2 separate regions of the Homo sapiens genome follow, and region 2 is linked to region 1. The links are chromatin loops, found by intact Hi-C in ENCODE. Cell type or tissue: MCF 10A. All regions are shown on one strand. Links, peaks and the distances in the headings refer to the core of each region. The heading gives the core; the rest is flanking DNA. Region 1 has its middle 31 kb from the start of CNTF. Region 2 has its middle 19 kb from the start of GLYATL1.

The links. Peaks named below come from ENCODE experiments on the same cell type or tissue, not always from the same donor. Only the 100,000 strongest peaks of a DNase experiment are listed, where the experiment ranks them.
Region 2: a loop joins it to region 1, with 5 times the contacts of the local background. A loop is called at or near these places in 9 of 110 quality-filtered maps.

The regions. Positions count from the first base shown.
Region 1 is chr11:58,645,543-58,661,693 of GRCh38, reverse strand. No RefSeq gene overlaps it. Among named protein-coding and RNA genes, the nearest start is that of CNTF, 31 kb to the right of the region's middle. RefSeq lists enhancers at 8,308-8,862, 9,494-9,995. In MCF 10A, for the core only: a CTCF peak has its summit at 7,486 (motif pointing left); DNase peaks (open chromatin) are centred at 5,103 and 7,493.
Region 2 is chr11:58,913,026-58,927,572 of GRCh38, reverse strand. It overlaps a transcript of GLYATL1 not described here. Among named protein-coding and RNA genes, the nearest start is that of GLYATL1, 19 kb to the left of the region's middle. RefSeq lists an enhancer at 1-206. In MCF 10A, for the core only: no CTCF peak of the experiment used is centred there; a DNase peak (open chromatin) is centred at 3,872.

The DNA of each region.
Region 1 (16,151 bases), core at 3,835-11,834:
ACTGTCCTGTGATATGGTTCATAATATCCATTCGTAATACTGCAGTGCTTTCTGCAACCAATCAGATGTTTGCATAGGAGTGTGATCTTTGTAACTTTACTTCAATGTGTGATTGGTTGCTTTCCACAACCAATTAGCCTGATTCCAGGCCACCACTTCATTTACATGAGGTGAGCACCAAGTGGCCAATGGGAGACCTCTAGGGGGTATTTGAACCCAAGAAGATTCTGTATCCCGGGCACTTGAGCTGCTCCTTGGGCCCTTTCCCACACTGTGGAGAGTACTTTCATTTTCAATAAATTCCTGCTTTTGTTCTTTCATTGCTTCATTCTTTCCTTACTTTGCTGTGTGTTTTGTCCAATTCTTTGTTCAAAACACCAAGAACCTGGACAACTTGCAGTCAGGACCCTTTATTGGTAACACTTTCCCCTCAAAATGTTGCAGATAGCTTCCTTCACTTCTAATGGTGCCGAGGAAGAAACATCCAAAGACGCCTGATGCTTTTGCCCTTTTGTAGCTAATCTGCCTGGATACTTTGAGAATAGTTTTATCCTTAAAACTCAAAATGTCCAGTAGGAAATAACTAGATGTCGGTCACTTTTGTTAATTTTGCCAGTTATACAGAAGGATGTCTCTGCTTGCACACCTGTATCCTTCGGTCAATCTTCTTTCAAAGCATCAGTTATTCTTCTTCTTATTTTTTTTTTTTTTTTGTCTGAGATGGAGTCTCGCTCTGTCGCCCAGACTGGAGTGCAGTGGCACGATCTCAGCTTACTGCAAACTCCGCCCCCTGGGTTCACGCCATTCTCCTGCCTCAGCCTCCCGAGTAGCTGGGAATACAGGCGCCCGCCACTATGCCCGGCTAATTTTCTGTATATTTAGTAGAGAGGGGGTTTCACCGTGTTAGCCAGGATGGTCTGGATCTCCTGACCTCGTGATCCACCCGCCTCGGCCTCCCAAAGTGCTGGGATTACAGGCGTGAGCCACCGCGCCCAGCCCAAAGCATCAATTACTCTTAAGTTAAATATCTGCCCTTGGTCTGCTAAACCTATCTTTTTATGCTTCACACACATTCTTCAGGCATAAGTTTCAGTTTGTTTATAAAATATTCAATCTGAAATTAAACAAAGGTGATCAGGAGAGACTCCCCTACTCCTTGTCGGCCTCCTTATGTGATAACAAGATGTCATTGAGATGGATCTGAATGTCCGATGAATGACCTGATTAAATGTCAGGCCAAAGGTGGAATGAGGATTCAAGTCACATTCCTTGCCTGGTTAGAATCTGACCCTCTCGCATTCTTCTCTTCCACTGTCATCTATACTTTATCTAAGGGCTGGACTCTGTTTTCAATCTTTGCCCAGTTGAGGACAAAGATCCCAATCTACTTCTTAGTCTAGTTCCCTCTAATTGCTCAGCTACTCCTTATATATGGCTGATTCTCCAGTTGAGCCATCCCCTCTGCAGACTTGGTTCAGAAGTGCTGCAGATTCTCCTGCTGTAAGTGCCCCAGCAGCCTCACTGTGCAGTGGGTGGGACCTACTCTATAGATGCTGCTGGGGAAGCTATAGCTGATTCTGCCCCGTAGAACTCCCTGCAGGAAAATACATATAATCAGAGCATGAGATGAAGAGCCTGGCAAACCACAGGGTATTTCACAGCTCTCTGCCAAGCCCTGCTTCAGGAAGAAAGACAGCTTGTTGCTTCAGCAGGAAACCTTACTCTAAGGAATTTCTCAGTAAACGCCTTACAGACTTCAAGTCTGATTAATAATTGGCTGCAATTTCTTTTTTTCTTTCAATCATTTTTGGGTGATTTTAACCTTAGTGGCCTTACACTTTTGCCTTTTCATTTTATATATTTTACTTTCATCTTAAACACACCTGGGAGCAAGCATAACTCAGCAGGCCTGGGCTGCTCAAATCCTGCATTTTTCTAAGAAAAGACTGGCCTGTGATAAACAACTCTCGTAAATAACCTGTGAGCCTTTGGAATACACCTGTTTTCATTCCATTCACCTGGGGCCTTGGGCCTCACTGTATTCAATTTGACCTCTGGGGTGGGGTATAGGGCTGGTGACTAAGTAGCTAAGGTCAATATATGACTCCATGCCTCGATGAGTCACCCCCAATAAAAACTAGACACCAAGTCTCAGGTGAGCTTTCCTTATGAGGAATAATAACTATTATTATGAATAAATATTCTTTTTATTTTCCTGATGTTATGTTTTTTCAAACAATCTTATTTTTAGTGAATTACTTTTAAACTTTGCTCTTATGAAAATTGTTTTTCTCCTCTTGTGTTCAGATGCTTCTGCTTTGAATATCATCTATTTAATCTATTCTCTTTTTTGCACCAGTTCCTAGTTTTAATCCTGCCGTACCTTGTATAACTAGTCTCTTGTGTTCTCTTGTTTGTTGATCCTTTTATTCCTTTTTGTTACTAACATCTATGATGGTTGGCAGAATATAAATGTAAAGAAGTGTGAAGAGTAGAGAATTTACAGAAATGTTGGAGAGACAAAGAGAAGGAAGGATGCTTGCTTATACCCCACTATCTCTGAGTGTAGATGTCTACACCAAATTTCACAGCCTATTTAAACACAGGTTATCAAAGAACCCCCATTTCAGGAGACAGAAGATGAGAGCATCATTAGCCTACTCCTGACTTCCTGCTCACAGTACGTTTGATCATGCAATCCAGACAGCATATTTGGTCACCTGGGAAAAAGATGCCTGCAATGCTTTTTCTAATAATTCATACTGTCTGGTGCTTGTCCAGTGGCTGGATTTCAGGCAAAAGATGACAAAACGCAATGCTACCAACCACAAGGGGCAACACAGGGTGGAGTTACATATACCAAGCCTGACCCTGCATGAGATTAACCTCCTGAGAGGCAGGCCTGAAGGATTATCCCAGAGCATATTCTGTGGCTAGGCACATGACATCGTACTCCAGCTCATTTTCAACATGTCATGGCAAGTTTCTTGCACTCTGGTAGGGTCAGAGGTGGATGCTCTGGGAGATGGCTCTGATGAGCTACCCTCTCTCCTCCTGCACCTGCAGAGTAATTGTGAACAGCAAGAGGGTTTATGTGCAGTTTGCAGCTCTTCAAGCCTTCAGGTCCTCTACCAGGCAACTGAGACCTGAGAAGAAAGGCAAATCACATGGTAAACAAACAAGCTGGCTCCCTATGTTAAGATAATAGGCCATGGCTCCCCTTTCCATCCCAAAGGGACACATCAGAAGCTGAACTCCCAAGACAGTTTGCCAGCCTGCCCAAGTGAAGAGTGTGCTTGACAGGCATACTATCAAATTTCATGTATCGGCACATTTGTCAAGACACTGTTGTAAGACCCCCTCCTCCCAAATATCACGCGTAGGCTTCTGTGAGGCTCTTACAGAGAGGGAAATCTCTTCTATTTAAGTTTATTTGCTCCACTACCAAATAGCCTGACAAGATTACATATCTGCTGTCACAAAATGAGATCCACAACTGCCCATTGCGGATTGGAAGCCACCAAGAGGTAAATCAATATTTAGGAACAATCTATCCTTGCCATAGTGTATGGCCATAATTCAGTCTATCTCTTCTGAGTTCTTTAAACACTATGTGCCCAAAGTGTTTCTTGCTCTTTCTGGGTCTCCTCTTGGACAAGAATCCAGCTGTGCTGCTCATTATCCCACTTTCACGTACTGCCGACTCTGGAGAAGACCCAGGAGTTGAACACCTTTTTGAGTCTACCCGGAGTATAATCTGAAGCTACCATGAATGTGTGTGTGCAAGGGGGGCCTGTATTTCTGGATACTTTCAGCTTGATTTCAATTTGCAGATTTAAGAGGCTCCCAAAACTCGTGTATGATATTGAAACAACTTTGAATATTGGACTACAGGCCCAGGTCCACCATTGATTAATAATCCTAAACAATAACTCTGCCCAACGCTTTTCCCCTGGGTATTTTTTAGTAACTCTCACTTAGGTTCCTTGGGTCTCTGTTTCATCATTCATGAACTGATTGTTGCTTTGAAGTTTAAATAATCCAATGTGGGTAAAAGCACTTTGCAACCTGTCAAGGGTTTCTGAAGCTTAAGTTGTTGTTTCTCATGCCCAATGGAACCTACCTCCACATTTGAGGATAAAAACACTAGACTCAGTTCATGCCATTAAATTTGGTGATGATTTCTTGGAAATGATAGTTGAAGCACAGGCAACATCAACAACAAAACAAAACAAATTGGACTATATCAAAAATTTTAAGTTCTATGCATCAACAGACACAATCGATAGTGAAAAGACAACCCACAAAATGGGAGAAAATATTTTCAAATCACGTATCTAATAATGGGTTAATATTCAGAATATTTAAACGCTTACTACCAAAAAACAAAACAACCTGACTTTAAAAATAGACAAAGAACCCATTTTTTTATGTACTTATTGGTTATTTGTATATCTTCTTTGTTCTCAAACGACCAATAAGCACACGAAAAGATGCTTAACATCACTAATCATCAGGGAAATGCAGATCAAAACTACAATGAGATACCATCTCACACCCAATAAGATGGTTACTATTGAAAAACAAAACAACAGAAAAGAAGTATTGGTGAGAATGTAGAGAAATGGAAACCCTTGTGCACTGTTAATGGGAATGTGAAATGATGCAGCCACTAAGGAAAACAGTACAGAGGCTCCTCAAGAAATTAAAAATAGAACTACCACATGGCCCAGCAACTCCACTTCTGGGTATAAACCCCCAAGAATAAAAAGCAGAGTATCAAGAAGATACTTATACACTCATATTCATGGCAGCATTATTCTCAGTAGCCAAAACTGGAAGCAATCCAAGTGTCCATAGATGGATGAATGGCTAAACAAAATGTAGTATCTACATACAAAAATGATTTAGCCTTGAAATGGAAGCAAATTCTGACCTATGCTTCAGCATGGATGAACCTTGAGGCCACTATGCTAACTGAAATAAGTCAATCACAAAAAGACAAGTACTGTGTGATTCCACTTATATGAGCTACCTAGAGTAGTCAAATCCATAGGGACAGAAAGTAGAATATTTGTTGCCGGGGGCTGGAGGGAGGGAATGCGGTGTTGTTGCTTAACAGGTATGGAATTTCAGTTTTGCAAAATGGAAAGTGCTCTGGAGATTGCACAACAATGTGAACATGCTTAACACTATAGCAAGGTACCCTTAAAACTGGTTAAGATGCTAACTTCTCTGTGTTTTTTAACCACAATTAAATGCTTTTCAAAATATCAGAATATGGCAGCTGAAACAAACAATACTTTGTGCAATGTATCTATTTGCCTACCAAAGATAGAGAAGAAAAAAGGCCAGGTGCTGTGGCTCACACCTGTAATCCCAGCACTTTGGGAGGCCAAGGCAGGGGGATCACTTGAGGTCAGGAGTTCGAGACCAGCCTGTCCAACATGGTGAAACCCTGTCTCTACTAAAAATACAAAAATTAGCCAGACATGGTGGCGGGAGGTAATCCTAGCTACTAGGGAGGCTGAAGCAAGAGAATCACTTGAACCCAGGAAGTGGAGGTTGCAGTGAGCCAAGATTGTGCCACTGCAATCCAGCCAGGGCAATAGAGTGAGACTCAGTCTCTAAATAAATAAATAAATAAATAGCACTGAATTAGAGTTTCCAAACCTACCTTGCTTTGCCACTAACTTGGGGCAGAAACAATAATAATTGCTGGCATTTATGGTACACTTACCATGTGCCAGATATCATTTTAAATGTTTTATCTCATTTAATGCTTACAACAGGAAGTACTATCACGTTCCCATTTTAAAGATTAGGGAATTGAAGCAAAATAAAATTAAACAAGCTGCCCAAGGACTTATGGTTAATAAGTGAGTAGCAAAGCCAGGATTCAAACCCCACAGTCTGACTCCAGGGCTGCACTTGTAACCATTGTGCTACCTGCAGAATGGCCAGGAGCGCAGGTCCCACATGGCAATGAACCACTTCCTGTACCACCCACTTCCAAATCCAGTAGCTTCTTCATCCTAGACCTAAAGAAAGTCAAGTTCAGCTATAAACAATACAATCATTTCTTTTAAAACATCACATTCTCTCCAACATACGAAACATCTTAGGATGTATGTTTTCCTTTCACCAATCTTTTCCCTCCACACCCCTTTCTCAGCTCTTTAATCATCTTAGATTGTAAATGTGAAGCATGAGAGTAGAGAACATGAGGGCTGAAGTGGCACCAGTCTGGATGGGACCCCAACTCTATGACTTACTAGCAAGTTACTTATTGCCTCTCAGCCTCAGTTTCATCAACTCTAAAATGAGAATAGGACCTGCATCAACAGGTGGTTTTAAAGATTAAACTGTATAATATCTTAAATGTCTAGCACAGTATTTGACATAGAATGGGCTGTTTGAAGTATAATAACAATTATTGTATAGCAATAATTGGTTGAATATTACTCAACAACTTGAAGCTCTGTCAGGTGAAAATAAAAGGTAGAATTGTTCACTATGGCCAAAACTGAGAATGAAACATGAGATCACCAGGGAGATCCATTTCTACTAAGCAGAAAGCAAACCTTTCTATTAGTCAGAGAAGATCAAGGGCAGACTGGGTTGCCTTTGAAGGTGGTGAGTTCTCTGTAACTATAGCTGTTCAAGCAGATACCACTTAGTGAACATGCTGTATACAGACCCCAACCCTGCCATCCCTGAGAGCCTATGAATTTATGTCAAGATTTATCCGCACCCATACAATGATCTGGTGCCCTCTCCCAGTGTTCTGACTTTCCCTATTCGAGCTGCTATAGGTTTCTCTTCCACATAAACCAGAGGAAGCATTCTAGCTCCAGGTGCTGGTGGACAGGTTGCTTAATTTTAACACAACTGTCATCTGGCCACAAGAATGTGTGGAAGTGACTGCTCTCTTTTGGGACCTGAGTTCATTCCCCAGTGATATTTATGCCAAAATAGAGGAACAGGTTTTCTGTCCACGTAGGTTCTCCAGTGTTCAAAGTCCAACACTTTTTTTTCCCCAACCCCTCCAGAAGACGACAGATGACTTTGATCACGACACCAACACTTACCTGGGTAAGAACCCAGAGGATTTACAGGGCCCATCAACCAGAAGCAGCATTTTCAGATTCAAGGTGAGGTCACATTTAGGACCATTCGTGGAAAGGAGGTGGATCCGCTAGGAGCACAGTTCCTTGGTAACCAAGGGAGAGGAGTGACATTCTGCTTGTAGTCTGGCTTATGAATAATTCCTTTGCTAGAACATTTTGCTATCTCTCTTAGTCTGTGTAAGTTCTGTTCATTCTTCAAGTTTTAGCTGCAAGATCTTTCTAAGAAAGACCCCTTCAGTCCCCTAGAGGAAGCATGGGGAGAGTACAGACTTGGCCCAAGTGCCATCCCACGTGGGCAGCCCCTGGGCGCTGCCAGCAAATTACACTCCTCACAGCGTTTCTCACTTGCAGGGAGATGTGTGCCTCTGCATCTGCACCGCCCTCTGCTGGTCGGTGATGCTGACACAGCGAGGAGTTCCAGGCTTCCAGAATAAAATCAACTGCTCATCACTAAAGAAGACTTGTATTTTATTGGCTTTTAAAACAGGCAGAAAGTATGGTCATGGGTAACAATTTAGTGAAAAGCCTGCACTATAAACCAAGAAGTTCGAATGTCATGTCCTCTGTATCAGTCCATTCTCACACTGCTATAAAGATACTACATGAGACCAGGTAATTGATGAAGAAAAGAGATTTAATTGACTCACACTTCTGCATGGCTGAGGAGGCCTCAGGAAACTTACACTCATGGCGAAAGGTAAAGGGGAAGCAAGGCACATCTTACATGGTGTCGGGAGAGAGACAGAAGAGTGTGGGGGAAACTGCTAAACACTTTTTAGAACCACCAGATGTAAGAATTCACTCACTATCATGAGAACAGCATGGGGGAAACCGCCCCCATAGTCCAATCACTTCCCACTAGGTGCCTCCCTCAACACCTGAGGATTACAATTTGAGATGAGATTTGGGTGGGGACACAGAGCCAAACCATATCATCTCCCTCCACGTTTTTCTTTATACATGCTCTTGGGGTTATACCTCTATATTTCCTTAATATGGTAGTTATCCCTGTCTCTAGTAGATAAGCTGTAAACTGGCTAACTTTCAAAATCAAAAGCTATGATCCCCTCTCTGGATAGTAGTTTTATCTCTGTAGGAAGCACATTTGATCTGCTGGGGGTAATTGTATACCACAAATTTTTCTACCCCTTAACAGTTTTTCCTAAATTGCTGGTCTCACCTAAAAAGGCCCACTGATTATAAAACATGCTGAATTTATGAAATACACTTTAGGGAGGCAAAGACAAGTTGGAAGGCTCCACTCAGGAAGCTAAATATCTTCTGTTTGACTACACTATGGAACTATGTGATTCCCACTTCCAGCTGTGGAATGGGACAGTAGTGGGATAGTGACACGCCTACTAAAGGAGTGGCTTTTGAGAAAGGCCTTGAAAGTGGTGTTTGGTTTTCTATTGCTACATAACAAACCACCACAAAACCGGGTGGTCTAAAACAACAGTCCTTTTTCCCTCACTATTCTGTGGTTTCAATGGGCTCAGCAGGACACCACTTGTGTTCCCTGGTATGCTGGCCAGGAGCTCAGTTAGGCCTGACTGTCCAACATGGTTCAGCTACATATCTAGCACTTACATGAAAATAGCATAAAGGCTGAGCCAGGATGCTGACAGAGCTAGAATAGCTGGTTGGCTTGGGTTCCTAGATATGAAAGCACCCAGGCCTTCTAGGTGTAGGGACAGCTTCATGTCTGCAATATTTAATTAAAGTGAGTCACAGGGCCAGCACAGATTCACTGTAGAACAGGACTTCCAAGTGGGATGAATCCTGGGGTGGGTGGTTAATTTGGAACTGCCTTTGGAGACCAGTTACAACACAGGTAAGAAAAAGATGCTGAGATGTAGGAGGATTAGCACAGCCTAAAGCATGAATAAAAGCATGAAGCTGATAAAATACAAGAATACAGGCTAGTGAAAAGTGTAGAGTTTGTAACTTCTGGTTCCAAAATGGTGGCATAGAAGCAAGTTAGTTTTACCTCCCATTGTCCTAGAAAACCAGAAAAAAAAATACAGCACCAAGATTATCACCAGTAATGTCCCAGAACTCAAATATGAGGAGAAGATAGTTCCCAGAGCCACAGAGAGATGCTCAGAAAAAGCTCTGAGCAGACAGTAAGAGAATCAGATATCCATATCAGCAATGTTGCTCCCTGAAATCTGCTCAACACCAAGTATGTGAAAAGTTTCTCCTCAAATCACAGTTTCTGCACTGTAAAAGTGAGATCAAGGTTGACAAACAGCTTCCCCATCATCTTGGGTTTCCTGATAGGAAACAGGTCTCTGCCTCAACCCAAGAGAATCATTGGAAATGCCTAAAGGAAAACATATCTCAGAGGACAGCCAGAGACAAATGGGGGAGGTGAGACTATCATCTCCGGCCCTGGAAACTCTGTTCTGTAAGTCAGCCAAAGGAGATGCCAAATCAGAGTGGCTGCTCAGCAGCACCATGCTATAGGAGGTTTGTTCCACAGGTCTTCTGGGCACAAACGCCTATCTGGCCTTCCCCCATTATCCCCTTTGAGGCCACCGCATTCCAGACAGGAGGCACTCTGATTGTTTAGAGGCAGACCTAGGCTTAAGCTGTCATCTAGAGCTGAAAAGGAGACAACAACCTAGCAGAAAAGAAAGAAAGAGAGAGAAAGAAAACAAAAGAATGAAAGAAAGAAGAAAAGAAAAGACAATCAACAGGTAAATTACAAAGAATCTCTAAACATACATATATAGTAAAAGACAAAACAAGCCAAACAGAGAAGACTGAAATAAATAAATAATCTTTTAATGCAAAGACATAGATATACATCCACAAGAAACAACATCTAACAGAACTATGACCTCCCCAAACAGACAAAGCAAAACACAAGTGACTAACCCTAATGAGATGAGGATATGTGAACTCTGATGAACAATTCAAAATAGCAGTTTCAAGGAAACTCAGAGATCTCCAAGATAACACAAAAAATAATTTAGAAATTTATCAGAGAAATTTAACAAGATCAAAATAATTTTAAAAGACCAAATCTAAGAATTATTGGAGTTTAAAAGGGAATTCAATAAGAGGTAGAAAGCATATTCAAAGAAATAATAACAAAAAGATGATGTTCTAAAACTTAAAAAAAAGATATAAATATCCAGGTATAAGAAGATCAGAGAAACAAACAGATTCAATCCAAGTAAGACTACACCAAGACATATAATAGTAAAACTCTCAAAGATCAAAGAGAGAGGGGATCCTAAAAGCAGCAAGAGAAAAGATCCAAATGTCATACAAAAGAACTCCAATTCATCTGGCAACAGATTTCTCAAAGAAAAGAAGGACTAAAGAGAGTAGTATATTTTCAAAGTCTTGAAAGAAAAAAACCTATAATCCAAGAATACTGTATCCAAAATAGCTATCTTTCAAATATGAAGACATGAAGTTTTCCCTGGACAAACAAAAGCTGAGATAATTCACCACCACCAGACCTGTCTTGCAAGAAATCCCAACTGGAGGTCTTCAATCAGAAATAGAAAAAGAAAAAACACTAACATACAAAAAGAAAATATTTGAAGGTATAGAACCCATTGCTGGCCAGGCATGGTGGCTCATGCCTGTATTCCCAGCACTTTGGAAGGCTAAAGGGGGTGAATTGCTTGAGAAGAGGAGTTTGAGACCAGTCTGGTCAACATGGCAAAACCCTGTCTCTACTAAAACACAAAAATTAGCTGAGCATGGTGGCAGGTGACTGTAATCCCAGCTACTTGGGAGGCTGAGGCAGCAGAATCACTTGAACCGAGGAGGTGGAGGTTGCAGTGAGCTGGGATTGCACCACTACACTCCAGCCTGGGTGACAGAGCAAGTCTCTATCTCAAAAAAAGAAAAAAAAAAAAAAAGAACTCACAGCTAAAAATAAGTATGTAAACAAACCCAGAATACTCTCCTACTGTAACTGTGGTGTGTAATACACTCATAAGTCTAATATGAAGCCAAAAGACAAATCTATCAAAAACAGTAATAGTTATTGATATAGCTAACATTGTTAACCAGTTAAGAGATGGAAAACAAAAAAAAACATGTAAACTGAGACAACACAAAGTCAAAATGTGGTGGCAATGGAGTTAAAGTGTAAAGGTTTTCTTTCACTTTTTATTTGTTTTTTTTTTCCTGGTAATCTAAAATAAGTTGTCATCTCTTCAAAATACTTTTTTAAAAAAGGGAGTCTTGCTCTGTCACCCAGGCTGGATTGCAATGGCATAATCATAGCTCACCACAGTCTTAACCTCTTGGGCTCAAGCAATTCTCCTGCCTCACACTCCCAAATAGCTGGGACTACATGCACATGCCACCATGCCTGGCTAATTAAAAAAAATTACAGAGACAATGTCTCACAGGGGTCACTTTGCTGGCCAGGCTGGTCTTAAACTCCTGGCTTCAAGCAGTCCTCTTGTTTTGGCCTCCCAAAGTGCTGGGATTACAGGTGTGAGTGACTATGTCCAGCCCAAAATAACTTGTTATATCTATCTATAAGACATTCTTTGTGAGCCTCATGTAACCACATGCAAATACCTATAATAAATTTACTAAAAATAGAAAGCAACAAATTAAAACATACAACCAGAGAAAATCACTTACTCACAAAGGAAAGCAATAAAGAAAGAAAACAGGAAGAGAGGAGTCTCAAAACAACCAGAAAAGAAACCTGAAAAAAGGCCATAGAAAGTCCTTACTTATCAATAATAACATTAAATGTAAATGGGCTCAATTCTCCAATTAAAAGGCAGACTGTAGCTAAATGAATAAAGAAATAGAACCAACTATATGCTGCCTACAAGAAACCCACATCACCTATAAAGACTCACATAGACTAAAAGTGAAGGAGTGGAAAAAGATATTTCATGCATCTGGAAACCAAAAAAGAATATGAGTAGCTATATGTATGTCAGATAAAATAGACTGCAAGTCAAAGACTAATAAGAGACAAAGAAGACCACTATATAATGATAAACAGGTCAACCCAGCAAGAGAATATAACAATTATAAATATGTATGCACTCAACATAGGCACTCATGACTATTTAAATCAAACACTAATAATTCTAAAATAAGAGATAAGTGGCAATACAATAATAGTAGTGGAGTTTAACACCCCACTCTCAGTAATGTACAGATCACCCAAAGAGAAAATCAACAAATAATCAATGAAGTTAAAGTGCATACTAGACCAAATAGGTAGGCCTGATATTTACAGAACATTTCACCCAAATGCTGCAAAATGCACATTATTATCATCAGCACATGCAGCATTCTCTAGGATAGGCCATATCTGAAGCCACAAAATAAGTATCAACAAATTAAAAAATGTAGAAATCATACAAAATATCTTTTCTGACCACAATGAGATAACACTAGAATCAATAACAAGAGAAACCTTGAAGAATTCACAAACACATGGAAATTAAACATATTCCTGAATAACAAATAGGTCAATAAAAACATTAAGAAAGAAATTTTAAAATATCTTTAAACAAATGAAAATAGAAACACAACATACCCAAATCTATGGGATACAGCAAAAGCAGTACTAAGAGGGAATTTTATAGCAACAAATATCTACAACAAAAAATAGAAAGAATTCAAATAAACAATCTAATAATGAACCTCAAGAAACTAGAAAAGCAAGAACAAATGAAACCCAAAATTAGCAGAAGGAAAGAAATAATAAAAATCGGAGTAGAAATAAATAAAATTGAAACTAAATAAATCCAGATGATTAATGAAACAGAGAGTAGGTTTTTTGAAAAGGTAAACAAAATAAACAAACCTTTAGCTATACTAACCAAGAAAAAAGAAAGAAGACCCCCAATAAAGAAAATCAAACATAAAAAGGAGACATAACCACTGAGACCACAGAAATACAAAAAAAAAATCATTACAGACTATTATGAACAAATACACATCAAAACTTTGGCACACCTAAAATAAATGGATAGATTCATGGATGCATACACCTACCAAGACTGAATCATGAAGAAATGGAAAACCTAAACTTACCAACAAGTAACAAGCAACAAGGTCAAAGCCATAATAAAAAGTCTCCCATCAAAGAAAAGTCCAGGACCTAGTATCTTCACTGCTGCATTCTACCAAACATTTAAAGAAAGGTAATACCCATTTCACTCAAACTATTCAAAAAATTACAGATAAAAGAATACTTCCGAACTCATTCTATGAGACCAGCATTACCTTGATACCAAAATCAGACAAGAACACAACAAAAAGACCACTGCAGGCCAACATCTCTCATGAATTTAGATATGAAAAAATACCAGCAAACCAAATTCAACAACACATTTAAAAGACCATTCCCAACTCAAATTGGAAAAAAAAAATGGCAGATAGGAGGCAGGAATAACTTGTAGCTCCCACTTAGACAGACAGAACAGCATGTGGAAACTCACATTGTGAACAGTTGCTTCAAGAACTACCACAGAAGCATAGTAGAAAAACCAAAAGAATTCACTGACCCTTTGAAAGAAGAAGCTTGCTGCTGCAAACACCATGAGACAGCTGAAAAATTGTGAATGCCCAGAGTGTGAGAGGGGGAGAGTCTACCTCTGAACACATATCCTCACTGGGGAACCTGAAAATCCAGATCGTGGAAGAAGAGTTTAACTTTATCTAGTGCTGAAACAAATTTAGAGAGCCAAGTGAAATATCAAAGTAGAAGAAGCAGCGGAAAGAGCTGTATACACACTCCTGACCCCCAAGGAAACCCAGGGAAGCCATTTCTGACTTTATCTTACAGGGGTCCTTGGGGACGGCTGCCAGTGGAATTGGGGAAGAACCACAGTGAGAAGGAAACTTCCAGCTGAACTTTGAAATAATTTCAGCCGAACATGAATTTTCCTGGGCAGAATCTAGGGGATAGGGGGTGAATAGGAAGTGCAGATATGAGTACAGAAGCCACAGCAGGTGGGAAGGGGTAAAGCATGAAAGCCACATCTGCTTTCTCAGTGGGGAGGCTTGTAGCCTGGGGCAAGATCTCAGCCATGCTCACCGGCTGCCTGGATATAAACTTGGTGCTCTTGGTAGGGCATGGTGGGAGTGAGACTGGCCTTTTTGGCTGCATGTAAGCAGTGTGAGGCCTGTCACTGCTGGCTTTCCCCCATTTCCCTGGTGACCTGTATGATGCAGCAGAGGCAGCCATAATCCCCCTGGGAACATAACCCCATTGGCCTGAGAACCACACCTTCATCCCCCACAGCAGCTGCAGCAATCCCCAGCCAAAGAGAGTCTGAGCTCAGACAGGCCTAACACTGCCCCCACCTGATGGTCTTTCACTAACCACTATGGTAGCTAAAGACAAAAGTCATAATCTTTTGGGAGCTCTGTGGCCCCACCCATCACCCAAGAAATCTGAATACCTTAGGGCAAGCTTGTATTCTCTCTATACCACTGCAGCTGAAGCTCTCTTGAAAGCACCACCTCCTGGTTGGAGGCCAACAAACTCAAGCCATTACAGAAACTCAAAAAAGAACAACCCTGCTCTAAGAAAGGAGAAAACAACAGCTAATTCTATCACCTGTAACATCCTGGCTAACCAGAGGTCCTGAGTCTGTCCATGTGACAACTTCACTGCTACATTAACTAGCATTTCAAACAAACAGTGCACTAAATAAAACTATAATCAAGGTCCCACACAGAGTCCACCTCGCTCCCCAGCTACCTCCACCAGAGCAGGTGCTGGTATCCACAGCTGAGAGACCTGAAGACAGATCACATCACAGGACAAGTTGCAGACACTCCCCAGTACCAGCATGAAGCCCAGTAGCTCTTCTAGGTGGCTAGGTCCAGAATAACAATAACAATCACTGCAGTCCACCTCTCAGGAAGCCCCATCCCTAGTGGAAGGGCTTCAAGGGATCACCCCCTTGGGACAAAAGAATCTGAAGAGTATCCTTGAGCCCCATAGCATTCCTCTGACACAGTCTACCAAAATAAGAAGGAATCAGAAAAACAATTCTGGTAATATGAAAAAGCAAAGTACTTTAACACCCCCAAAATATAACACTAGCACACCAGCAATGGATCCAAACCAAGAAGAAATCTCTGAATTGCCAGAAAAAGAAATCAGAACATTGATTATTAAGCTAATCAAGGAGGCACCAGAGAAAGAAGAAATTTCTAAGCAGCAAAGCATTCAAGAGGTGACTTGGGTATTCTTAAAAGCATTGAGTTTTATTCATTCACAGAGACATGGTTTGAAATTGAAACTTGTGTCTTAAAGGGAAGCTGAGCATAAAAGTTTGGGAAATTTACAGCCTGACAATGTGATAGAAAAGAAAAACTCATTTTCTGAGGAGAAATTCAAGCTGGCTGCAGAAATTTGCAAATTTGCATAAGTATCAAGGATCCAAATGTTAATTGCCAAGACAATGGGGAAAATGCCTCCAGGGTATGTCAGAAGTCTTCATGGCAGCCCCTCCCATCACAGGCCTGGAGAGCTAGGAGGAAAAAATGGTCTTGTGTGCTAAGCCCTGGGCCTTTCTGCTTTGTACAGTCTCAGGACTTGGTGCTCTGTGTCCCATCTGTGGCTAAAAAAACCAATGTACAGCTCTGGCCATTGCTTCAGAGGGTGCAAGCCCCAAGCCTTGGTAGCTTACATATGGTGTTGGCCCTGTGGGTGCACAGAAGTTAAAAACTGAGGTTTGGGAACCTCTCCCTAGATTTCAGAGGATGTATGAAAATGCCTGGATGTCCAGGCAGAGGTGTGCTACAGGGGCAGAGCCCTCATGGAGAACCTCTACTGGGGCAGTGCAGAATGTAAATGTGGGGTTGGAGGCCCCACACAGAGTCTCTACTGGAGTACTGCCTAGTAGACCTGTGAGAAGAGGACCACCATCCTTCTCCAGATCCCAGAATGGTAGATCCACTAACAGCTTGCGCTGTGCACCTGGAAAAGCTGCAGACACTCCATGCCAGCCTGTAAAAGCAGCCAGGATCAGGGGCTATACCCTGCAAAACCACAGA
Region 2 (14,547 bases), core at 1-8,000, 270 kb before region 1:
AGCCTGCAGGGGAGGGGCGAGAGGCACATACAACAAAGTCAGCCCAAGGGGAGGCTGGGGTCCACCCTGGCCAGGAACAGCCAATGGGTGCCTGCGGGAGGGAGCCAGCACAGGCAAAAAGCAGCGCTTTTACAAGTGCAAAGCAGCCAAAGCCCCAGGACGCACCTGCCTGACTCTCTAGCTTTGCAGACAGCCCACAGCAAAATTTCCTGTGCTCCTTGTTTACAAGTGACATCCCAAATTATAATTCTCTGCTAAAATTTAAGTAAAATGTAAGAATTTGAAAAACCTCTTTTCAGATAATAGCCACTGCTGTTATCTCTCTCCTACCCCCGAGGTAGCTCTACAAATCCAGTTTAAGTAAAACAGTAGCCTCTGAAGGGAGAGAGATTAAGGAGGGCCCATGAATTAAAGAATAATTAAAAGTTAGGCATGTAAAACCACACATTACCCTTAGAGGAGAACTTTAAACCTAATTAAATGATATTTGTTCAATTAAAAGGTGAAAATATTGTGCCCTTCTCAAAAGGTGAAGAAGAGTTATATGTAAGTGTAGCCAAAACATGCATGAATGACTGTCTTAACCCACTGATTACAGATAGTCTTTGATTCATACTTGCTAAAAGAGTCCCAAATTAAGTTCCCCAGTTAGTGAGTCACTGTTTTCAAGACTGTTTTCCAGATTAAAGTCCATAAACTTGGTCAGCCTGAGAACTCCATTGCAACATTTAAGCTATTCTGCCTGTGGCTTTAAGCACATGGTTAAAATATATAATTTAAGTCTCTGCTTCTAAAGATGCTTTCAGATTTTCTTTTTAAACTTCACGTTATTTATTTCAGCTTGCCATCTTAATGATTAATGCAGTCAATTGCTAAGTTATGACTCGATATCATCAAAATTCCTTTAAGTAAAATGCAATTCAAAGCCGTATTGCAATCCCCCATACCAAATGCTTTAACACTGTTTACTGATGGGTCTGGTAAACATGGAAGAGCAGTAGTCTAATAGAGACCACATAATCCAATCACTGGATCTAGGTTTACTGGCACTCAAAGAGCTCAGGTTACTCTGTGTATTTGTTAAAGAACTTTTACAGCCTCAATTAAGTTTACTCTGGTGCACACTCTGTGTACTCTTTTTCTGACTTCGGCAATTGCTGGACCAACGTACACATCCTGTTTTTATTACACATATTCAAGCCCACAGCTCACTGCCTGGCCCATTGGCTTATGTCAATGAACGAGCAGACCTTCAGGTGATGACATCACTGCTAGGCCTAGCCACCCAATCGCATCAATTTTTCCACCAAAATTGGAGAAACTTATCTAAACAATTTCAACTTACTCAGAGGCTGGCTACAACAATTATCCTACAATGTCCAGATTGCCAGCTCACAGGCACGTCCCCTCCTTCAACAAGTGTTAACCCTAGAGGATTGGAACCTAAGCAGTTATGGCAAACATATTACACACATGCCTAAATTTGGAAAACTAAGATATGTGTGTGTATCCATTGATAATAACACTCATTTAATTAATGCACATGCTCTGCCTGTAGAGTCTACTCAAGATGTCATTAAACATCTTTTAACTTTTGCATTTATAGGATAGCCCACAAAGATTAAAGCTGATAATGGACCAGCTTATGCCAGCTGACAATTTCAACAATTTTATCACACGTGGAATATTCAACATTCCACAGGCATCCCATATAACTCCAAAGGTCAAGCAATAGTAAAAAATCAGAAAAAGGGGAATATAGGTAAAGACCCTGCAACACTACTGGCACAAACCTTGTTTACCCATAATTTTCTAAATTCAGATGACAAATTTCAATCAGCTGTAGAAAAACACTTTGCTAAAACCTCTCAAGGCATAAAACCAGCAGTTTTATGGAAAAATGTGAACAGTAATAAATGGTGTGGTCCAAATAAATTATTAACATGAGAAAGAATGTGTGCATATGTCCACCCCTAGAAAGAGAAATAAAGGGAAAGAATGATTTAAAAAGAAACTAGAAGAAACAGATCAGAAAGAGACACAAAAAGAAAGACTAAGGAAAGAAAGTGGGAAGAAGGAAAAGGAAATATTTAAAAAGTTATTAATATAAGAATGCACCCTTAGTAAGGAAGATTACAAAACAGAGTTAAAAAGTTAAGGCATGTCAAAAATTGTCTGTGAAAGTCGTGAAGAATGTTATAAAAGGGATTCATGCAGGAAATGTATAATTTTTGTTTTGAAAGTCTAAGCAAGTTGTAAAATGTTAATTGTAAAAAATTCTATATGTAAACATATTGGCTAAATTTAAAAAAGTATCCAGTTTTTTTCTGTAAACTAGACATTAAAATGAAGCACAAGTTTTTCTTGAAGTACTATCCTGCTCTTTAAAGATTATAAAGATCTCTTAGCACAGGTACCACCCCTAGAATTTCCAGTACACCAGCACCAGCCTGGAGACTGTATCCTCATCCAAGGATGGAAAGAAAAAAAACTCAAGCCAGCCTAGGAAAAACCCTAAGGACCCACAGCCTCAACAATGTGGCTTCCAGGAACAGCACAGGCCTCACACATTATGCTAAGGAAGCAGAAGGCTAAGCCAAATAATTTACTCATTTTTAATTCTCTCACTTTGCCTATTACCTATACCTGCTACACTCTATTAAGCTCATCTTCTGAATCTGCCTTTTGTCAGCCCTTTTACTTAAACAAATACTCCCTTTCCAGCTTCTAATGACATAACTGCTTGGCTGGAAGGAGTTAACATACCCTCAGTGGGGTTCCTTAGCAACAGTACTCACCAAACTAAGATGCCAGGTAACACTACCGGTCACTCTTAGACTGGAAACAAATGTTGCTAATTGTACTCATAATTGTCTTGTATTATTTGCTAATTCTAGGATGCAAAGCCGGAATAAGAGCAGTGACCACCTCACCTGACAATCCTATGGCTGTACATATCTGCAATCTGAAATCAAAAAGACATGATACCGAAAACAAAAACGGGGAAATGTTGGGATTCACTCAGAATGGTGCCAGAAATATTAAAGGGAAACATTAGGGAAAGCAACAGGGAATAGTTTACAAACCTTTTTGGAAGGCCAAAATGTTACATAGCTTGTAATAATTAAACAGGCTGAAGGCAGCTGGTTCTTACCTTAGAGCATTAGGTCATAGGGTAAATACTAGGGACAATAGAGGCTTCCCCGGTTAAGTCTGATTACCCTACCTCCACTAACTAATCTTTGAGCCAGATGGCCCTCTCAGGGTGAGATTGACCAAAGATATTGCCCCCTAATGGAATTTACTTTAAACCATGGTACCTGAGTTTTAATCGTTAGTAGAACTACAATCAACCATGTTAATTATCCATAAGTGTGTTTATTCAAAGCTTCTGTTGTTAATTCTATACAAAATAAATGCCTGGAGTGCAAGCTGCTCAGGGCCAGCCACAGTGACAAACCTCTCTTGGTGTGCAGGCGGTCGGACACTCAGCAGGACTGGCAAAACAGAGTATCAGTGTCTCAGCGTACGAGTTATTCATAGGTCGTTTGGGTCAGGGTCTGTGGACAGACCCCACAGCTAATGCCATCTTGTGAGAAGCAATACCTCACTGGATGTTTTGGCCAGTGAAATTAAAAAAAGAGAAAGAAATAAAAGGGCTTCTGGATAAGAAAGAAATTAGTACAATTATCTTAATTCACAGGTGACAGGTAATCTATGTAGAAAACTCTGACAAGATATGCCAGACTTTTGTCTTAAAATATATTGTAAGAATTTAAACAAGACCTGGCTGCCTTCCCCACTTCAGGTTCTCCTGAGTCATCAAAGACAGCCTTGAGGAGCCTCCTGGGAGCCAAGGGGAGGGGCAGGCTGGCAAGGAGAGGGATGCCCCAGATCTGAAGGAGTGAGGCAGAACAGGATCTGGAGGCAGGGAACCTAAGGATGATTCACACTCACTTCCTAGAACTCAATCAAAAGGAAAATCCCACCTCTCCACAATCAAGTAACAAAAGGATCAGAGGTTACTCCCTTTGCAAATCATGCCACCAATTCCCGCTTTCCACTGCATTGCAGATGAAAAAGGGAAAGTACCTCTGTTTGGTCCCCTCCCGCAACCATTCAAACTGGTTGCGGGCCACTACTTCATTTCCGTAAGGTGTAAACAAAGTAACCAATGAGAAACCTCTAGAGGGCGTTTAAACCCCAGACTATCTGGCTCATTCAGAAAAGCAGGCAGCTCCCCTGTGACTTTACCCAAAGTCATTCAAAGCAATTGCACGTAGTTTGTTTTCCCTCTAGAGTGAGAAAGAAGGAAGGAAGTTTACAATTCTACGTGCATCTCACATTGAGATGTTCACCTGATTCTATCACTGCCTCAGAGACCTGGTAAAAATCCTGGGGATTGACAAATGGAGAAATGGATGCCCAAGTTCAGAAGGGATTCGGTCTGAAGCAAAAGTCTGAGCAAGTGTGCTGTGCCATAACTGGGAGGAAATAGGAAGAAAATTATTGAGACCCACCCCATTAGAATGCACGTTAAAAAATTTTAAGAAAGGCTATGTGAGGAATTATGGAGTCAAGGTAACCCCTCAGATGTTAAGAACTCTCTGTGAAATAGTATGACTCTCTTTTAGTGTTGGCTGGCTGGCTGAAGGCACTATAGATAGGGAAACAATTGGCCATGTATTTAAGGTGATGACCACGGTTGGAGGACAGTCAGGGCATCCAGACAAATTCTCCTATATCGATTTATGGCTAAATAGAATTCAAATTCAACCAGCATGGCTGCAAACCTGTCTGGCAGCATACTGTAAAATGCTTGTAGCTCAAGCCAAACCCAAAGTGAAAGAAAAATCAACGGCATAGGAAGGTAAAGAGACAAAGGCAAAGTCACAGGAAAGGCAAGAAAAGCCAGTTTTGCAGTCACCTCACGTGTTCCAATCTACCACCCTTTACCAAGGCTAACTTCCCCTGAGGAGTCAAGCTCAAATGGATACATGTCCCCAGTCTCACCGGAGAGGGAGGAATTGGAGCTTCAGGAAGTTAAAGGAGAAGGCCCAGAACATCAGGCAGGCCATCTCTGGTCTGGCTGCACCTGAGTTATGCAAATGCCTCTCAGGGAAAGAAGAGGACCCACCTATTATAATGAGCATGGCCACATCCAGGGAGGAGAACAAACCTTCATTTACCAGTTTTTTTGAACCACTGGTCTCCTAAACTGGTAGCATCATACTCCCTCTGACACAGAGAAGCCCTAGGCCCTTATAGATGTAATGCAGTTTATCTTCCTAACGCACCATCCAACTGGGCCAGACTGAAACAGCTCAACCTGATGCTATTTAACACTGAGGAGCGCCAGAGAGTAACCCAGGCAGCCCTCCATTGGCCAGAAGCCAATGCACCTGCAGGCACAGTTGATGCCCAGGCATATACACAGGGCCAATTTCTTGAAGAGGATCACCACTGGGATCCAAATGATGCAACCCAGTTTCAGCACCCACAGAGCTAACAAGAGACAATCCTGCAAGGGTTAAGAGATGACAGGAAAAAGGCAATCAATGTGGGGAAAATCTCAGAGCTGCTACTATGTGCAGATGAGAGGCCCATACAGTTTTATGACTCTGTGAGGCATTCCAGTTATACACTCCATTTAACCCTGAGGCTGCTGAAAATCAGCGCGTGGTGAATATGGCATTCGTAGGGCAGACCAGGGAGATATCAAGTGGAAATTGCTGAAGTTAGAAGGCTTTGCAGGCATGAATGCTACTCAGCTTATTGAAGTGGCTATCAAGGTGTACATTAACTGAGATCAGAAGGCAAAGAAGGAGGCTGAACGGAGGCTTGGGAAAAAGGCTGATTAGCCAGCGGCAGACCTCACAGGAAGAGAAGCTGGCTTTGCAAGGGGTCATGGATGCGGTCATGGAAGAGGCTGGTCTGGAAAGGGATTCGAGAGCCGGCCAAGGCTAAAGAGAAATCAATGTGCGTGATGCAAAAGGAAAAGACACTGGAAGGATGAATGTCCAGAGAATAATAACGTGGAGAATGGTTAAGGCCACGGTATGAAAAAACCACTGGCCAAGGGCTACCATACCCTGTGAGGAACCAGACACTGACCTGATCAGGATGGCAGGGGCTGAAGAATATGAGGTCTCAGACAGACCGGGCTCCTTCTCTTTGGGCCCCTAGGAACGTATGGTCATATTACTAGTTGAAGGCCAGCTGATGGACCTTATGGTAGACACCAGGACTGAACACTTGGTAGTGACCTGACCTATAAGGCCACTATCCAAGAACTGTGAAACTATTGTAGGTGCCACTGGAGTCTCAGCTGTTTGTGCGCTTCCCACTCCAACTATCTGGCATCAAATAAGACAGTTCCTAGGAGCAGCAGGGTTCTGCTGCATCTGGATCCCAAATTTCTTGCTCATGCCTAAGCCATTATATGAAGCCACAAAGTGGGGAGAAATGGAGCCCCTCCTCTGGGAGGCCAATTAGGAGAAGGCCTTAAAAACAATCAAAGAAGCGTTAATTCAGACCCCAAACTTGGGACTGCCAGACCTAACTAAGCCTTTCTTTTTGTATGTCCATGAGTGAAAAGAAATGGCCATAGGAGTCCTGACTCAAGTCATAGGATCTTGGCATCGCCTGGTGGCATACTTGTCCAGGCAACTAGAATCTGTGGTGCTTGGATGGCCTACTTGTTTCAATGTGCTAACTGCCACTGCCCTACTGGTGCAAGAAGATAATAAACTGACTTTATGGCAGCAACTGAAAATCCGGGTACCGCACTCAGTTATAACTTTGATGGACCAAAGGGGACACCTTAGGTTATCACATCCAAAAATGACTCGATACCAAGGGCTTCTATGTGAGAATCCCAGCATAGCTTTAGAGACTGTGAACACCCTAAACCTGGCTACCTTTCTCTCCATCTTGTCAGTGCCAGGAAGCCCCCTTTAGTCCTGTGTGGATATGGTAGATTAAGTGTTCTCAAGCCAGAGAGATTTGACAGATCAGCCCCTCGGAGACCCGGACATTGAGTATTTTACTGATTTGAGCAGTTTCATACTAGAGGGAGTACGCCAAGAGGGGCATGCAGTGGTGACTTTGGACTCAGTAGTAGAGGTGCAGTTTTTGCCTACTGGAACTTCTGCTCAGAAGGCAGAGCTGACAGCTCTGACAAGAGTTCTCTGACTAGCAAAATACCTAAAAGCAAATTTTTAACCACACTCCAAATATGCTTTTGCCACTTTCCATGTTCATGGGACTATTTACAAAGAAAGAGAACTCTTTCTTTCCTCCTGCAGTTGCAGGAGGAAATAAACTAAAATACAAGGAAGAAATTCTACAGCTCTTAGACACTGTATGGGCCCGGAAACAGGTGGCAGTATTGCACTACAAAGGGCACCAAAAATCAGGAACACTAGAAGCTAAAGGAACAGGAAGGCAGACAAAGAGGCAAAACAGGCAGCAATGGCAGCTCTGCCTTCTAGAGAGAAAGCCTTAGCTATGCCTCCCCTCTGGGAGATCCTCCTCCCGGAGACCCCAAGCTACATTTCAAATGAAAGGGCCTGGTTTGCCCAAAAAACTGGGAAATACATTGAGGGAGAATGGTGGAAAACCTTTGATGGGAAGCTAGCCATACCTGAAATGGTGGCCCCCAGGTTTGTGAAACAGTTCCACCGAGGAACTCATATGGGAAAAATGGCACAAGAAACATTGCTAGGATGACATTTCTATGTGCCATGGCTCACTGCCATTACCTGAGCCATTTGTGAACAATGTCTAACTTGTGCCGAGAACAACCCTCAGCAGGGGCCTACCCGAACCCCGGGAATTCAAGAAATTTAAGCCACATCCTGTGAAAATTTGCTTCTGGATTTTAATGAGCTGCTTCAGGCAGGAGGCTATTGGTACATGTTGGTGTTTATTTGTACCTTTTCGGGGTTGTTTGAGGCTTTCCCCACCCAGACAGAGAAGAAACGAGAGGTAACCAAGGTGTTGTTAAAAGACATTATTCCCAGATTTGGACTACCCCTGACTCTGGGGTCAGACAATGAACCAGCATTGGTGGCTGAAATAGTTCATTACTGAACTTGGCTATTAAAAATAAAATGGAAGTTACACACAGCCTACCGGCCACAGAGCTCAAGAAAAGTGGAGCACATGAACTGGACACTCAAGCAGCTGCTGAAGAAATTTTGTTAGGAAACTCATCTGAGGTGGGATCAGGTCTTGCCCATGGTCCTCCTCCAAGTCAGGTGTGCCCACGCCAAACAAACTGGGTATTCACCCTAGGAGAACTTATTCAGCCGGCCACCTGAATTATATGTCAGATTAAAGGTGATCTCTGTGAGCTAGGAGAACTAATTTTAAGGAGGCAAATGCAGGCTTTAGGTATGGCCATGCCAAAAGTACATGGCTGGGTGCAGGAAAGAATGCCTATAAGTCTGACAGACACTGTATACCGTTTCAAACCTGGTGATTCTGTTTGGGTTAAGAAATGTAATCCAACCACATTAGGACCCATATGGGATGGGCCCCATCCTGTAATCTTGTCCACTCCAACTGCTGTTCAAGTTACAGGAACCGTGCTTGGATCCACTACAGTTAGCTGAAACTAGCAGCCCAGGACAAGTGGACCAGCCAGGAGTACCCAGACCATCTGAACCAGCTGATAATGCCATGAGACCGAGATGTCACTGAGGACCACAACAGCCTTGCTCTGGTCACTCCAGAAGCTAACCATTCCACACATGGCAAAACCTTGATAAAACAGCAAGCCCTGCTCTAGTCACTCTGGAAGCTGACTAGTCTATGCACAGCCGAAGCTTGCAGAGTCACCATCAAATGAGTAAATGTGGCCAGAAATTTTAGGCCCAATAACTTTCCTTATATTATTAATTATACTTCCATTATTCTGTTGCTTTGGCCAACCCCCTCCCCTGGGAAAACACCTCTTCTGCCCATTCTGGGTGTAAGAATGCTAATCTTTGCTTTACCTTTGATGGCAACCATATCTATGCTATAAGGAGAAGAGCTCATAGAAGGATGCCCTCCCTGCATGCATACTACATGGAAAGGAAACACAGTAGTTAAGACTTTACTATACCATACTTACTATGAGTGCAGGAACCCACCTAGGAACCTGCATGCACAACCAGACAACCTAACAAATTGCTGCCTAGAAATCAATGACAATGGGAAAGCCATTATAGAAATGACTGCCAAGATGTGAAAATTAGCTCATGTTACAGTCCAAACCTGGAAACCAGGATGGTCTGCAGATTCCCTCTTAGGAGGTTGGTTTTCATTCTTTGGTGGATTTAAAATATTAATAGAAGTGGTGCTGGCTATATTAGGAGGTTGCTTAAGACTCCCTTGCCTCTTGCTCCTTCTTACCAGGAGCATCCAATCAACCATAGAAGTCCTAGTAGACAAAACAACCACCACTCAACTAATGGCTCTAACTAAGTATCAGCATTTGCCAAAGAGAGTAGATCTGCCTTGTCAGTGAAGAAAAAAATTGTAGTGAAGCTTTCTATTAAATTCCATTTATAGGAAGCATCAAAGGGGGGAAATGAGGCAGGAAATTAAAGAAAGAAAGAAAAATAAAATTTAAAAGAGCAAAACATGCTTTCTATATTAGGCTGAATCATCCCAAAGGCAGTAACAGGCAAAACCTGGACCCAGGTGAAGTCTTGATAACATTATCTAAGAAGCCAGGACTGAAAGGAATGTGCTCTGGAGACTTCCAGCATTCCCTCCACAAAGGGAGAAGAAAACAAATTTTCCTTTCCCCCATGATATGAGTAAACTTATGAGTTTATAGATTTCTGTTTTCTGTAACTAGTAACTTCAAGTATCCTGTTTTTATCTATGCAGCAAGTGAAGGTCATGAGATGCCTGAGTAGGCAGGCCTGGACTGCAGCCATCTAGGCACCATAGCAAAAGTTATGAGATAAGCCCATGCAAAGCACTAGAGCAAGCCTGGATAACAGCCATCTAGGCTGTATAGCAAGAGTCACATGTAATCCTGAGTTATACACCTGTCACAACTTGATTAACTGCCTTTCTTCTGCCTCTGTATCCTTGCTTGCATGCCACTACGTTTTTGCCACCGTAAACTTATTTCAAGCTAGCCCACCTTAGAAGCGTGTATAAAAGTCAAGTGCTGTCTTTGTTCTGGGACCAGTGTTTGGCTGTTAATCTGCTGGGTCTGAGTGCACTCAGTAAAAATCCTCCTGTTTAACTCTGTGGTCTCTCTGGTCCTCCTTCATTCCCACAGCAATCAAAGACAGCCTTGCAGAGCCCCAGGGGAGTCAAGGGGAGGAGCAGGCTGGCAAGGAGAGAGATGCCCCAGGTCTGAAGGAGTGATGTAGAAGACAGGATCTGTTGGCTGGGAACCTAAGGATGATTCACACTCACTTCCTAGAACTGAATCAAAAGGAAAATCCCACCTCTCCACAATCAAGTAACAAAAGGATCAGAGGCTACTCCTTTTGCAAATCATGCCACCAATTCCCACTTTCCACTGCATTGCAGATGAAAAACGGAAAGTACTTCTGGATGGTCCCCTTCAACAACCAATCAAACTGCTTGTGGGCCACTATATGATTTATGTAGGATGTAAACAAACTAACCAATGAGAAACCTCTAGAGGATATTTAAAACCCAGAAAATTCTGCAACCAGTGCTCTCGAGCCCCTTTCTCAAGCCTGCTCCCACTCTGTGGAGTGTACTTTCACATCAATAAATCTATGCTTACATTGCTTCATTCTTTTGTTGCTTTGTTTGTACCTTTTTACCAATTCTTTCTTTAAAATGCCAAGAACAAGGACAACTTGTAGTCAAGACCATCCACTGGTAACAGGAGGAGGACTGGGGAGTCACTCCCTCACTTCCAAACCTCAGAGGAAGGCTTTGACTGGGGAGCAGATTCCTTGAGGGCCAGGACAGGGTCTGAGGTGGACTGAGGATTCAGTGCCAGTCCCAGATTGCACTGTGAAGCCTCTGTGGGAGGTAGCAGGGTCCAGAGGGTGGAAGCACACATCCAGGCTCTGCTACTATTACCACCCACTGTGTGACCTTGGGCTACTTGTTTAACATCTCTGAGCTGTGCTTGGTAAGTGAGATAATATATGTAAAAGGCCAGGCTCTTATGGGGAGACTTGGTAAGTGTGAAGGCAGTAGAACCATATGGGGTAATCGTACTTTCAGCCCTAAAGGAGGATGTAAAAATCTGCACTCCTCCTAATCTCCTCAGAAGCTATCAGAGAAGCAAACATGTCAAACAAATGTAATTCTTCTTTCTACAGTTTGATGGGACCTGAGATCTTAAGGAGGCACTACAGAAAAGTCACCATGCCAAAAGAGTGAAAGTGGCAGTACAGGAGGCAGTACAGAAAAGTCCCCATTCCAAAAAAGACTGGAAGAGGAAGGAGAGTCTAGGGACAGCAAATTCCAACTAAAACATGTCTCTTCCTTTCCAAGGTTGTGGGAAAGTATGTGGTAGTGGTGGTGGGTTTTCTGCTAAAGGTATAGCAAGATCTGTAACTAAATAGGGTAAATCAAATTATCTGGCTCATTCAGAGAGGCAGGCAGCCCACCTGTGACTTTACCTAAAGACATTCAAAGCAACTTAACAAGTTTCGTTTCCCTCTAGAGTGAGAAAGAGGGACGGTTACAATTGTGTGTGCATCTCCCACTGAGATGTTCACCTGATTCTATCACTGCTTCAGAGACCTGGTAAAAATCCTGGGACTTGACAAATGGAGAAACGGATGCCCAGTTCCAGCAGGGCTTTGCTCATGGCCTCTCACATTCAGTATCTATTGGAGAGCAAGGATTCCACCTGCCTGGCAGTCCCAATCGGTGTCTGAGTTCTTGCCATCATTCTGCATCAGAATCACCTGGGGGTTTCTTGAAACACAGATTGCTGAGCCCTAACCCACAGGATATGACTTAATATATCTGAGGTGAGTCTTCAGATTGTGTTGATCTTGCTGGCCCAGGGGCCAGGCTTTGAGAATTCCTGAGTTAAGGCAAAGAGCAGCTGGCCAGGCCCAGCTACCTTAGCTCCTCTCTACTCTGAGACCTTCCCTTGATGGCCCCCAACTACCTTCCCCTCAGTCATTCTAGAATCCACTCACTCTTCCATCTATAGCTCTGGGATCCAGAAGAGGGGCTCACATGGGAAAGGAGGACCCGGCTCTGTTGAAGGTCCCTTCACTGAGCCTTAGAAAACTCTGTGGGATGGACTTTCTGGGACACAGCATTTCACCTCACCAGGAGGAGACTGTCTAGAATTAAAATCAGAATAAATTACTGAATTGGGTAATCTGCACTTACTGTATGCCTTCTAAGAGTTTATGTGTGACTGGCAGGCATATTTGGAGATATTGTTATGCTTTGTTGGTAAGAATAGAAGAATTTTGAATCAGCAGAATTTAGAGCAACATGTTCTGTCAGCAAGATAGCTAGAGAAACAGAAATGACTGAGGAATAATAAAGGGGAAATGACTAAGGGCCAGGACAGGAGCCAGAGCCTAGGTGTAATCTGAGCTGAGATTCTAAGATTTTGGAGTCTCCTACATACTGCCTCTGTCTTGAAGCCTTGGGGCGCAGCTGGAATTGACCACATCCACTGCACTCCCACAGTGAGATTACTCTCAATCCCTAGCAAAATAGCCAGAAAGGCAAATAATGCACCAGAAGGTACATATCCTAGTGAGACAGAGTAGGGACAGGACTTGCCTCCACCCCCATAATGCATTTTTCTCCACCCACTGACTACCAGACCTTGAACTTCCACTGGTGCCATCCTCACTGGCTGGAATACCATAAAGAAACTAAGATAAGAAGCATTCTATCATAATTCTCATTCAAGGGAGTTAATCCTATCACCTCCATGCACACAGGACCAGAACAATGACCAATCTTTACCCTTTGCCTCATTATCATATGGAAATCCCCACCCAGGGAGGGATTTGTCTACCATTTTTTGATCATGCGATGTAAGTACTAACATGATATCTCACCGGGCCTGCACACTCTACACTCCTCCCAACCCATGTAATGATATTAGCTTACCTTATGCTTCTCATGTTAACTTTCTTAAAACACCAAAAAGACCTGTCTTTGGGGAGCCATCCGGAGACCTCTGACTCTACTGCTGACTCCCATGTATTCAAGCATAAGCCCCTAATAAAGCCTTGTCTGGGAAACTCACTTGGCCTTGTGTCAATTTCTATTGCATGGGAGACTAAAAACTTGTGGCTGGTAACACAAGAAACAGAAAGTTTTAGTGTCATGGATGCCACAACAGTGGCAGAGGTGTGGAATTGGATGAGAGGGTGGGACCTGCAGGTGTTAAAAGCAGAAACAGCATGGGTATGAGTGGTGGGGTCTGGAACAGCACAGAACCTTCCTATTCCTTAGCTTTCTCTACCTTTTCTCCAGATTGTAACAGAACCAAACCTTGTGTTTCCCTGACCCCTACATCTAAGCCTGGCCAGGGTTGGGAAAAGAAGAATAGCATAAAGAGAGAGAAAGTGGCCCATATCCTATCCCTCTGACCACTCTTGCCTCATGAGGAAAACCCAGGCATGTTCCTTAGAGAGTTCCAAGTTTAATGGAAGGGACACAGGTACTGATTAGTGAGTCAACAAGCACTAGACCTACTGGTCAGTCAACAAGCACCCTCCCACCTCTGAACCTTTGTACTTGCTGCTTCCTCTGTCTTCAGTGTTCTTCCTCAATATATTTCCATCTAAGACTCACCTGCTCACTCCTTTGAGGTCTCAGATATCACCTTATCAGAGAAGCCAACTATGACCACTTCCAAAACAGCCTCCTCCATTCTCTTTTCCCTTCTGCCCATATCAAAACAGACACACATATGTGCATGCACACACACACAATTTATTTTTCCCTTCTCCCTCTATGGTGTCAGCTCCAAGAGAACATGAATATCACTGTATTAACTGGTATATCCTTGGTGCCTGTGACATACCAGGCAAGTAGTTTTGTAAGAAGTGTTCATTGAATAAGTGATCAAAGTGATTGAATATCTACTATGTACTCACCACTGTGCTGGCCAATGAGAGACGAGGAAGAAAAAGGCAAAGTTCCTGTCAGTGTTAAAGTGCTTGGGTTTTAGTTTCAAAACCCACTTGTCATTTCTCCTCCCTCTCTGGCCTCCACAGTTTAAGCCCTACATCCTCCATCTTTCATTTCCTTCACACCTCTCATCCACTCCATCTGCTCCTCTCTACCCCTCCAGCTCCCAGCCTCAGGCCACTCCAGGCCCCCTCCCTTTTAGCCTGGATGCCTGTGGAATAGCCTCCACTCTCAACTCCTCTGCCCCTTCAAGCATCTTCCCATCCCCTCTTTTCCAAGGCCTATGAGAGTGGAGTGTTCTGGCCCCTGTCCACCCCTCCCTCTGCCCCATCTCCTGCTGCTCAGCTCCTCTCCCCTTGATCCCAGCTACATTGCTCACTCAGGCCCTGGACAAAAAGCCCTAGCCAGTCTCAGGGCTTGTGTACT